Regions from separate parts of the Homo sapiens genome. Here region 1 is linked to region 2. A link is a contact called in ENCODE Hi-C or POLR2A ChIA-PET data. All regions are on one chromosome and are shown on one strand. Each heading gives the region's core, a stretch centred on a gene start or an enhancer-like site at or near the end of the contact. The rest is flanking DNA. Distances are from core to core; before and after follow the strand shown.

Region 1 (6,284 bases), core at 2,677-5,176, 530 kb before region 2:
ATAGTTATACAAACATATAAAAACCATTAAAAATGTTGGTCTCCAACTAGGGAAAGCCAAAGGATTTTGATTCTAAGTCAACTACTTGAAATCTCACATTTTCCCTCTAGTTGATGAGTTTTATGCCACAATTTATAAAGTTTATATTTTTCTGTTGGTTTCTTTCCCACATACACATTACTTTTCATTTTGTTTTTGTCAGCCCTTCATTTAGGTTTGAATGCTGCTTATTTTGTTTAATTTTACACCTAAAAGAATTTTTTGGATAAAATCTCCCTGCAGTTTATATCATGTATCAGACATGTATTTCCTAAATTTTTATTACTTTCTTAAAAATATAATTAGAGAGCCACCCCTTTGGGAAAGGTTAAGCAGTGGCAAGGGGTGGCTCTCTAATTGCTCTTTTCCTGGTACCATATCAAATATGTATTTGGAGTCGTCCAGATAAATTACCAATATTTTCTTTCTAGACATTTCATCCATTTAAATATAGCCATAATTAAAACAACATACTGCTGTGAAGAAAATTGTTTTGCTTTAGGAATTTGTGGATTAGCAATGGTTTTCCTCTCTGTGCCTAGATTTCTTTATCTATAAAATGGGAATTAAAAACAGTACCACTTCCTATAGCTAAGGTTAAAAGAATTATGTAAAGTATGACAGGCACAAAGAAAATGTTATGTGAAAGTTAGTACTTTTACTTTTATGTATCTATGCCTCCTGAAATCTCCAATAGACTGTAAATATCAGCCCACATGGTTGAGAATCAAACAATAATACAATAATATCACTGGAGGCACAAATATTGACCCTGAATTTGGTAAACATTTATTTAGGGCTTACCCTATGCAAATAAAAATATAAACTAAATGAATGTGTTTCATTAGTCAGAAGATCCTAAGCAAAAAGAGTGAGAATTATAGACACTTGAACTCCTTGCCTAAAAGACAGCCCTCGTCTACCTTGGAAGATTGTTCTGTCTGGTAAGGTTGACCGCTCACAAGGAACCTTGAAGAGGGTGTATAACAGACATTGCTATTTGCTAACTGTGCCATCCTTCTCCCCTCTTCTTACTCACTAACACAAGCCATGAACTAGGCCACCACAACCTTCAAAAGAGGCCAGCCCTTCAGTTGTCCCAGGAGGTGGATCTTGATTCTATGCCTCTCTCAGCGACTGGTTTAGAAATGGCTGAATGACTCCATTCTTGCTAATGCTGTGAGAAGCAAAGCCTACCGGGAGACTTCTTGGGAAATATTCCTGGTACTTTGAAAATGACACAGGAAAGACGAGGTTTTCTCTTCCAACTTTTAGACGTTAACGTGTAAAGATATAGTGCTTAGAACTGCAGTAACCACTTTTGACCATGAGTGTAACTGCAGCAACCACATTTGACCATGAGTGGGTCAACCCAAAAAGATAAACCTTTGTGCTGAAAAAAAACAAAGCAAGGATTTGGGGAAAAAAAACCCTGGATCTTTGATGATGTCATTGAGCTGTTGAATGAACCAACTTGTAACATCCTGACTCTGTTACTCTGTTTTTAATATGTGAGACAATAGATCCCTTAACTGCAGAAACTATTTTGAGTTCAGGCTTCTGTTACTTGCAGCAGAAACATACAAACTAACAAAGGGAATTAGGGATCATGTCTCAGCTGGTTAGTCAGGTATATTAATTTCCTGTTGCAGGTGTAACAAATTACCACAAACTTAGTGGCCTAAAACAATGCAGATGTATTCCTTGACAGTTCAGGGGTCAGAAGTTTATAGTCAATCTGTAGGCAGGGCTGTGTTCCTTCTGGATGCTTAGGGGGGAATCTGTTTCCTTGCCTTTTTCAGATTCTAGAGACTGCCTATATTCCTTAGCTTGTGGCCCCTTCCTCACATCACTCCAGTCTGTGGCTTCCATCATCACATCTCCTAGTATTGACTTTCCTCCTTTTTATAAGGATCTTGGGCTCTCCTGGATAATTCAGGATAATCTCTCGATCTCACGATCCCTAATGTAATAACATGTGCTAAGTCCCTTTTATCATTGAACTAAATTAACATTTTCATAGGTTCCAAGGATTAGGACATTGACATCTTTGGGGACAGTGGTCATTCATTATTCAGTCTATCACACCAGGTGAACTAAACCAACCCTAGAGACAAATTCTGGATGAGAGCTGCAGTCACAGCCAGCTCACCCATGTAGTTAGCGGGAGTACATGGGGCTTCGGAAAAAGGCTTTTCTTCCTAATAAAAGAAAGCTTGATATGACTGAGCTGCTAAATCAATCCACCCTGCAACCCTAATTTTGGACTTCTTGTATAGAGAGATGATAAATTCCTTATTGTTTAAACTCCATTTGATATAGTGAAAATTGCACCAAAAATCATCCTAACTGGTCTTCAGGGGTAGGAACCTGAATTTACTTTCGATTTCTGGAAGAGTATTATAAGCCACAAACTATCAACTCCTATATACGTTGAAAAAATAAGCATTAATGGTAAACTGTAGGTATTGAGGAAATTGTGTTCATGCAAAGGGAATGAACATGATGAAGAGGGCTTGGTAAACTGTAATTATGATCTCCTCTATATTACTTTACTACTAGCCAGCCATGCCAGAGTGTCTGCCATCATCTTTCTCTTTGCAAGTGAGTATCTTTGTTCCTAGTTGGTATCCCTAATTTAGCCCCAAGTGATCAATCCTTCTTGCCTCCTCATCTCTATAACAACACTTGATAATTAAATTGTGTCTTTTCTATGTGCCAGGCACTGCTTTAAGAGCTTTGCCTGGGTTAAATTAATCATCAGGATGAGACTTTGAAATTGTTACTACTGATATTCCCATTTTACAGGTGAGCAAATTCAACTGCAATTTCCTCAATAACCCCAGTTTACCATGAATGCTTATTTTCTCAGCTTGTATAGGAGTTGACAGTCTGTGGCTCATAACAGTCTTCCAGAAGTTGAAATAAATTCAGGTTCCTACCCGTGAGGACCAGTTAGGATGCTTTTTGGTGAAATTTTCACTATATCCAATGGGGTTTAAACAATAAAGAATTTATTATCTCTCCAAACAAGAAGTCCAAAATTAGGGTTGCAGGGTGGATTGATTTAGCAGCTCAGTCATACCAAGATTTCTTTTACTAGGAAGAAAATACTTTTTCCAAACCCCTAAGCAGTGTTTCTTTTTTTGGCATGATCCCTACGCCATTCACAGGCAAAGGGGAATGGATGATCCATGACTCCTCTCTGAGACTGAGCCTAACTACCATGAGCATATTGTTGCCTGATCCCTGAACAAAGCCTGGGGTCTATTAGCAAAAGGAAAAGTGAGGGAACCAAAGGAGCCTTACTCTCCAGGACATCTGCACGCCACCAGAGTGCAGAATGTAAGCTGTCTTGCATGCGTATGAAAAACATAACTCTAACACTGACCCCAAGGTCTCTCCTGCTGTGCATAACTAATAGGCCCTGTGACTGCTTACTGCTGTGATGCAGAACAGACTTCACAGGTGCTCCTCGGCTGGGACTGGTGTGGCAGCGTGGGAGGCAGGGGCATACTGTCACTATGACTGAGCAGAGTATTATTGGAAATGGTGTTTGACTCCCTTCTTATTGGTGCAACTCAAAAGGGCAATGTAGTAAACAGTTCCAGACAAATTTGAAGACAAGATGTTTTTCATAAGGAAGGAAAAAATTCTCACAACAAGCCAAATGTGCATCTTTTCAGATAGGAGCCCTTCATATTCACTGGAATTTCTTAAAAAGTAACTTTCCACATATTTCCCCCAAAATAACCTATTTCACTAAGAGTAAAGCACGTGGCACCTAATTTATCTTCCCTGAACAGAGTAGAGCTGAGTCACTGACACAGAACTGAAACCTTCGCACCCAAGCAGGCTCAAGGGACTGAGCCAGAACTGATTCTCAGATAGCTCAACCCTCCCTCCCTCTCCCACAATAAAGGTTCATATCAAAATCACACTCTGAACATCTGACTCATATCTTGTGATTATTGAACATACTCCTCCTGTACCAATGTTCCTGTGGACATTTGACCATTTCCATGTTCATTTCTTAGGGAAAACAGGATTGTTTAGCTGGAGGTTGAATCAAATAGATATACATATTGAAACCAAGTGTCCTCTCTTGCTGTCTGAACATCCAAACAAAGCTAGGAGCAGCCCCCTTACCATTAATCAAGGACCAGATAAACAGCTATCTGCTGAAGAGGACTTCTGCAGCAATGGCTTAGCCCTCACCTCTGGCACAAGGAAGGATGGATGGGTGGGCTGCAATTAGTTGGCATGTTCAAAATAAGAGACAAGTGGCAGGGAACACCTCTTGGTTTGACTTCAGCTTGCATCACTGTGGCTCTTGACTGCCATTTCTACTTTTCCTGTGTAGATCGAAAGCTCTAATCCTTACCCCTAGTAAGTGCAATAGTGCCCTTTGTACAGTTGGAGACCTCCACCTCCTAGTTTGAGCCAGAATGTGTTCTGTGCGTAAATACATTACATGGAGTCCAAGAGATTTCTTTCTTTCTTAATTTACACATAATAATTGTACATATTCATGGGGTATGTAAGGATGTTTTGATACATATAATGTATGATGATTAGATCAGGGTAATTAGCATATCCATTATCTCAAACATTTATCATTTCTTTGTGTTGGGAACATTCAATATCCTTCCTTCTAGCTATTTGAAACTACATATTGTTAACTGTAGTAGTCCTACAGTGGTATAGAACACTAGAAACGTATTCCTCCTCCCTTGCTCTGATTCTGTAACCCTTAACAAATCTCTCCCTAAAGGTTTCTGTTAACTCCTAATAAATGATCGCGTGGGTTGGCAGAGTCAAGAATGAGGTTAAATGGAGAATTCTTGGCCTGAGGACTATGAATTCCTTTTTTTTTTTTTTTTTTTTTTTTGGCCCATTTGGTTCCACGTGTGCCTCCAGATCTCTGGTGCTGTGGAGCAGTGACTGTGCTGTGTGCTGCACACCTCACTCTCTTGCCGCTTTCCCTGGTCTCCATCAGGACTTTACCAAAACACTCAAGTGCTGTGGCATCTGAGAATGTCCCTCTATGCACTGTCTGTCCATATAGTGAGATAAGGGAGGTGCTGGAAACAATTGTTCTCTTCCTCTATGATTCCTGCAAGTATTGTTTTGCAATTGTGCTGCCCGCCTTGAAAATCACATGGTGCCCCACTGGCAGCTTTATGATCATTTCTCTAAATGAAAGTGAGAGGTTATCGAATTTGTCTAGTTTAGTGTGAGTCACTTATATGCCTGGGAAATGAAGTCCTATCCTGTGTTATTGATACTGGAAGCTGCACAAAAGGAATGAGTCTCTGGAGTTTGGAACTCACCTCATGAATCTCACACCAACCAGTGCTGTCCTGGCTTTTCATTGGGATGGAATGAGAATCAAGTCCCCATGGTGGAGGTTATCGTGAAAACCCCAGATTTTAATAGAGAGGTAATTTGAGTACATAACATATTGAACTTGAATATTATGCACTTGAAGGAAAAATATTTCCTTTGTAGTGGGCAGCCTCTATTATGTTTTGGAGGAATTTTCCAGTAAATCATCTAACAGCTGCTTTACTGTATAGGCCTTGAAATTTTATCTGTTCATTGGTTACAGACACTTTTGCTTTTGGAAACTTCACATGCTTCTCTTTACCAGTAATATTTTGTTCCCAAAATATCGGCTCCTGGGGAGGATTTAATAAAGGCTGACCCAACAAGACATGTTTTTGAGCAAACCTTTTGGATGTCTTTGGCTAGGAACCATGTCCTATGTAAGTGTATTCTATGTAAGATTATTACTAAAAATCCAAAAAGCAACCTACAGATTTTGTGACAAAAAGAAAATGTTAACCATCTCTGAACATAAAGGCATTTTGCATCTGTGAATGTAGAAACAGTGATTATAGTGGGTGCTAGTAGAGGTATAGAATGTATGTGTGTGTTTTGGAGGAGTGGCAAGGAAGAAACAATGGGACAAGCATTGGCAAAAATATGGCTGGTGGAGATTCTTTCCTTCAGACTGCAGATTGAAGACACCCTTCACAGACAGGAGCCACTGAATAAACACCTCTGAAGAAGATAGAAAGAGAATAGCTTGCTAATGCCGTGCTAACTGAAGTGAGCCTGCAATTCTCAAAATATGATCCATTTGAGGGTTACCTGGAAGATGCTTATTCCAGAATAGAGGCATGATGTGTTGATTTTTGGAAGGGGCTCCTGGCCAACAGCAATTGAAAAACTGAAAAAAA
Region 2 (6,631 bases), core at 1,513-4,012:
ATAAAAAGGCAAATTAAAAAAGAGAAACAATTTTTCAGATTTTAAAATAAGTAAATGAAAACAGCAGATCAATATTATAGTTTTTATATAACTTCAGAATGTCAAATGCTGTATTAGCTGCTATGCATTTATCTACCATATCTATCTATCTATCTATCTATCTATCTATCTATCTATCTATCTGTCATTTATCTTGTTAGCTTCATTCCAAATAATTAATTTTATCATCCATTGTTATTTACAAATTCTCAGGTCACTAAGTCATAATTATAACTTGGGAAAATGTGTCCTATTTTATTGATAGCACAGAAATTAGAATTTATTCTTCAGCACCATAAGGTTTATGGGAACACAACAAATAAAAATGGTCACAATTATTTGTCATGTCTGGAAAAGTACAAGACTGTGACTACTAATTCATAACACATTTATATCAGTTTTACTTACTTATGGCTATTATATTTCCTTTGTGAATTTCACAGGTTTATGAAAGCATTAACTGATCTTTTTATATTACTCTATCTTCATGGCTTATCCACAGCTTGATTTCAACTGGCCATGCTTAGATAAAGCAAATTTCCATATATATTTTTTTCTACCTTCATGCCTAGGTAGAGATCCTAGATATGTTGAGCTTTATTTTATTTCTGCAAATGTAAGTAAACATTTGTACATGTGACTTGGAGGAAAATTAGAGGAAGAATTTATTTATTGTTCATTTAAGACTGATAATTATTGGGTTCATGTACTAGGAAGTTATACTAAGAAAAAGACTCTCAAAGAAGACACAAATTTTACAAAGCCATACTCATAAAACATATAAAGATGATGACATATCCAGGATCAGATTTAGATCCTCTAGATCCATCCCAAAGAAGAAAATACCAAAAAATAGCCCAAGCTGTAACTTTACCAATTTAGTTACTGCTGTCAAGAAACATTGCACAATGCCATCTAGTGACGAGTAACCAATGTATGATTAATCACATAGAAATGACTGGATGAGGAGGGGGAAATTCCCAGGATTTTATATGTAAGAGGGAAAGTCCTTCTGAGAGAATTAAAATGGATAGAGATTAGTTTTATTTCTCCAGGTACACTTAGTGCATGACAATTTATCACCGATCTGAAGCTTGGTAGTTTTTATTTTGAAATACTGTATTGCCACCTACCTCTGAATCTGCAGCTCTACCTCCTTCTGCAGCTGCCCTTCATTATTCCGTCCACAGCTGAACTCAGAACTGTGAGTGTTCTCCAAGCCGCAGCCCCCCATCTAATGACAGGTGGTGGAGGTGGAGCACTTTAGAAACCAGTCTCAACAAATTAAAAAAAAAAAAGGACTTCAAAAAAGGGAACCAAGTTGATTCTTAAAACAATCTGTGCCACATTAAAAATAATAACAATAAATAAACTTGGAAGTTCAAAGAGTAAAACTAAAACAGGGACTAAAGGAAATCATCTTTGTTTTTTGCAGCCAATGACTGTGCAGACCTGATGCTGTCTTGTTCTTGTACCAAATTCTCCTTGAAAATACCAGAGACCTCTCTCTGAATGGCCATAACATTATACCCTAAGGGAAATAATTTTCTCCAACATTTCTCATCTTTTGTAAACAGATGGCATATATATATTTAATATATATATTTATAGATATATTTATAGATATTTATATATATTTATAGATATATTTATATATATATTTAAAGAGAAAGAGAAATACCAACAGTCTGCCAACTGTGGAATTCTTATAGTCCGATAGTTTCTTTTTGGTTATTTTTTCACAACTAAATTAACTAGTGTTGCTGCCATAGATACATTTAAGAAAATCAGACACTTTGCTGCTTTTACATATATCTGTCTGAAACTCAGCAGGAATATTTCAGTTGCCTTAGAAAAATATCCAGTTAACAAACTTTGTGAAGTGAAAAGAAAACCTTATCAAAATCTCCAGCTTCAAGTACATTTAGTTGTTTTCTTTTTATTGTTGCTTACATGCTGTGATTGGAGCACAATATGTGGAAATTGCATAACCATTATTTCCACAAATCAAAGCTATTGAGACATGGGAAGGCCATGTGGAGCTGCTGCATGAAATGTTGGTTAAAAAAATTCCACTCTGCCTTTATATCTAAAGTCTTCCCTTCTTTCAGGTATCAATGGTTTCTTCAGTCGTAAGCATCACTAGGTTGTGTTTCGTTTGTTTAACTGCTTTTAAAATCAGAATTAGCCATAGGTCAAATAACATTTTTTGAAAAACATTTTCTCTATGTGTCTTATATTTTTCCTTAGTTCTACTTTGTTTTGTTATTTTTAATATTTTGGGGGTAATCTAGGCAAAGAGCTCTTAATTCTTAATGCATTAGAACCATCAAGAAACATTCAGTGCAATTTCCATGTCTCAGGGGAAAGTTTTGGTGTCCTCACCTCGATCCATTCCCAGGTTTATGGGGACTAGGGAGAATCCTTTCACTATTATTTTACATTTTAAAATATACCTAATCAAGTGCAGTGCAGTGCAGTGGTGTATGCCTGTGGTCCCAGCTGCTCGGGAAGCTCAGGAGAGAGCATCACTGGAACCCAGGAGTTTCAGTCCAGCCTGGGCAACACAGCAAGATCCCATCTCTAAAAAAAGAAAAGAAAGAAAAGAAAACAGTGGCCAGTCAGATGGCTATGTAGGTCAAAGACAGCCTGACTGAATCATATGAGAGGGAAGAAAAACACTTGTCATTCCTAGCTTTCTGTGTTCCTCTTTTGTTCCAGCAGAGCTTTGGTTGTACTACTCTAATACCCATACAACACTGCTTTCCTTAGAGCCACAGCTACTGCTGAGAACTCAAAAACTTCTTCCTTTCCGGTGAACACGTCTAGACTTGGGCTGGGGATGGGATGAAGATCTCTAACACCTTCCTGGAAATCAAGAAGTGCAAATAGGTAATTTTCCCTTTTTTTTTTTGAGATGGAGTCTCACTCTGTCGCCCAGGCTGGAGTGCAGTGGTGCAATCCGGCTCACTGCAATTCTCCCTGCTTCAGCCTCCTGAGTAGCTGGGATTACAGGTGCCCGCCACCACACCCAGCTATTTTTTTTAGTTTTAGTAGAGACGGGGTTTCACCGCATTGGGCAGGCTGGTCTCGAACCCCTCACCTCAGGTAGATCCGCCTGCCTCGTCCTCCCAAAGTGCTGAGATTACAGGTGTGAGCCACCGTGCCCAGCCTGGTAATTTTCTTAAGAGAGAAATAATGCTTTGTTTTGAGATGTTCTGCTGGGGTATTCTGGTAGCTCTTTCAGTGCTTAAACTCATTCCGAGTCTGCACAAATGGCATAATATTTAGCTGTGCTTTGACACTCTTCAGCACCTGGAATATAATGAGCATAAATATCTTTTTAGGTTTCTAGATCAAAGATTGTTTTCTTCTATAATGTTTCTCCTCAAAGAAGTGTTTCACTGTTCTGTAAAGTAAATTTCAGAGATTATAAGGCCAAAATAGCGATTATAGCAAAAGTCTATGATCAGTTACATTGTCTAATTTTGAATTACAGTGGCAGCTTTTCTTTTATCTTTAAATTTGGTGCCATTTCTTCCTATCATTTCCACCCCTGGGATTTTTCTGGTTAGAGATGTATATAATTGCCTTTCTGCCCACATTCCCTTCTAAAAGAATCTGTTCCCCTGCTGAACAGATGGGCCTAGTCATCTATGTTTATATCATATGACCCTACTCCCTGGTTATGATGATTGGACCAGGGTGGGGAGACCTACTCTGAGAGTCGATCCATAGGTTAGGCCAAGCCAACTAGATGATATTGTTTGAAAAAATTTCACTGAGACACAAAAGTCATAGTTAAGTGATGAGAATTGGAGTTGTCGGGTCACAGGTATTTAGTGTGAGACCTCTATGGCAAGCTTCAGCTACATGAACATTAAATTATGAGGGAACCCAAAGTAAAATCCTTACATGTGGAGCCAGCCTACAAGAGCAACCTAGAATAGACATGCAGAGAGAAGCAGTAGCAAGAGCTTACACTGACATTTGTAAAATCCCTTCTCACCATCCAGAGCCTTTTCTACTTTAAACAAACAGTATGTTTTTGAGCATGGCTTGGGCTGGATTGCCCACCTCCAGAGAACCTGTTTGTCTTACACTAATCAGCATTATTACATCATTCTGTCCATGTGACTGATTCAGAGTAGGCATGTGAACCATTAATGGACAATAAAGGAGACAGTTGCTGGAGTTTTGTTTGTTTTTTTTTTTTTGTTTTTGAGACTGGGTTTCGCTCTGTCATCCAGGCTGACGGGCAATGGCGGGATCATGGCTCAGTGCAGTTTCGATCTCCTGGGCTCAAGTGGTCCTCCCACCTCAGCCTCCCAAGAAGTTGGGACCACAGGAGGGGGCCACCATACCCGGCTAATTTTTTTGATGTTTTGTAGATATAGGGTCTCCCTATGTTGCCCAGGTTGGTCTCTAACTCCTGAGCTCAAGTGTTCTGCCCACTTCAGCCTCCCAAAGTGCTAGGGTGAAAGGCCTGAGTCACCACTGCCAGCCAATTGCTGAAGTTTTTGGAAAAGAAAATTCTTGTCTGATCCATGGGAGTTGCTTCAAAGGTACTCTCTGCTTTTGTAGATATGAACTAGGAAGCATGTAACTGTGGTTGCTTCTGACTACACTAGAAGACGCAGCCTAAGACGAAAACTGCTTCACAGGAGATAGAGTGCAGCAGTGGAAAGAAAGCAGGTCTTTATTGACATTATGGGACTACTGGTTTTGTTAAAATCTGCCCAGTTTTTGGTTCGTCAGTCACATCGGCCAATACATTCCCTTGGTTGTTTAAGTTGTTTGATTGGATTTCCTTTTACTTGTAACTGAACTCTTAAATTTGAGTGAGATTAATGATTTTCTAGGTCTTAGGAGACAAAGCAATCCCTTGAATTTCCTGGCTCCCTAAGTAGAACAGTCGTTAGTACCATCTTGTCCATTGTGTTTTGCTTGGTTCTGTACCACCTAGCAGAATGCCTAGGACACATTAGTTGCATCACCGAAATTTATTAAGTGATAAGTTCCCTCCTCTTGAACTCTCTCAGTAATATGATCAGCATACAATCTTCGAAAGTAGTGGATTTCAGGGAGACCTCTGACTTTCAGGTTGTGTGATGTGCTCTTGGAGAAGATGAAAGACAACTATTAATGAAATGAAAGTGATTAAGGAAGAAGCCAATCAACTTCATCAAGGCTGGGAAAAATAAACTGATAGTGCTATGCAAACAGACATCATACCATATTTTTCCTTATTATATATTTTGTATAGTTATCCTCATTCCTACCTTAATGAAACTGTGTCCTCTACATTTAGAATGCAGATAGATTTAAGAAAAAAAAAAAGATTATATTTTCCCATAGTCAAAATTAAGGTATGTATCTGGGACTTTGGTACATTACCTCACATAATCCTGACAATCCTGACTGGTGGGTATCATTAGTTCTATCATACAGATGAGGAAATTGAGGAAGAGACATTAATTAACTTGTTCAAGTTAGTAAGTAATGAGAGTTGAGATTGAAGTTAAAAGGTCTACTATTACTTTATGATAATTCCAAATACAATTAATTTATGACCTCTCTGGTCTTGCTAGGTCTGAAGCTCTTGCTGAAAGGATATCATAGCACGCATAGACTATCTCTGGTGACAGTGGTTTCCTCCAAAGATGCTAACTGGGTGACTAGGAGTGGGAGACATTTATTTTTCACTGTTCAGTGTTTTGTACCTTTTGACATTTGAACTATATGCTTATATTACTTTATCCAAAATATACATATTTAGAAAAAAATTATATCATGGAAATTTTATCTGATAAAACAATAGGCCTGTAATAGATGATTTTGAGATCCCTTCTAGTGCTAAATGTATTTCATTGTGTGAGTCTATAAAAAGGTCTCCCAGTTTTAGAGAATACAAAGATTTCTGCACTGAATGTTCTCCCAAACCACTGAAATTGCCTAAAAGGATCTTTAAAAAGGTTATCTATCTGTCTATCTATCTATCTATCTATCTATCTATCTATCTATCTATCTAGCTATCTATCTATTTTTTTTTTTTTGAGAGTCTCGCTTCGTCGCCCAGGCTGGGGTGCAGTGGTGAGATCTCGGCTCACTGCAAGCTCCGCCTCCCAGGTTCATGCCATTCTCCTGCCTCAGCCTCCCGAGTAGCTAGGACTACAGGCGCCCGCCACCACACCCAGCTAATTTTTTGTATGTTTAGTAGAGACGGGGTTTCACCATGTTAGCCAGGATGGTCTCAATCTCCTGACCTTGTGATCCGCCCGCCTCGGCCTCCCAAAGTACTGGGATTACAGGATTGAGCCACCGAGCCCGGCCAAAGGTCATCTATATTGTTGTCAGTATGAGTGGCTTAAAAAAAAAAGATCAGATCGATTAAATTTTGGAAATTAAGCTTTAGATTCAGATTAGGCCAAATGTCTCTGGGGCCCAATAAAACCTAAAGGGACCTGCCAGCATTTTCACTTGAAAGGACAACTTGGTTGTGATTAACACCAAACTACCAAAGGAATGGAGAGAGGAGCAGTTAAGAGTTCAGCAATTAATCACTCAAGATGTCTTCCATGGGTATGGACAA

What was found. A loop is a pair of places that touch in the nucleus more often than their neighbours do. ChIA-PET counts read pairs that join two places held with the same protein, here RNA polymerase II (POLR2A). Pooled maps may share reads with other maps.
Region 1: a loop to region 2 is called in a pooled map, with 1.9 times the contacts of the local background. The contact joins the enhancer-like site here to the promoter of LINC01827 in region 2. A Hi-C loop is called at or near these places in 1 of 37 single-sample maps with no recorded cell type and 1 of 50 pooled maps. POLR2A ChIA-PET finds 5 or more read pairs at or near these places in 4 of 52 experiments (BJ, Panc1, T-cell and 1 more).

Annotation. Positions count from the first base shown.
Region 1 is chr2:196,099,038-196,105,321 of GRCh38, reverse strand. No RefSeq gene overlaps it. Among named protein-coding and RNA genes, the nearest start is that of DNAH7, 33 kb to the right of the region's middle. RefSeq lists enhancers at 3,730-3,829, 4,100-4,249, 4,270-4,359. Within about 2 kb of position 3,926, at least 5 of the 41 ENCODE cell types and tissues checked have a DNase peak (open chromatin) inside an H3K27ac peak, as active enhancers do.
Region 2 is chr2:195,570,624-195,577,254 of GRCh38, reverse strand. LINC01827 (long intergenic non-protein coding RNA 1827) reads left to right here and starts at 2,762. Exons shown (of 2, transcript NR_187191.1): 1 at 2,762-2,931. RefSeq lists an enhancer at 6,444-6,631.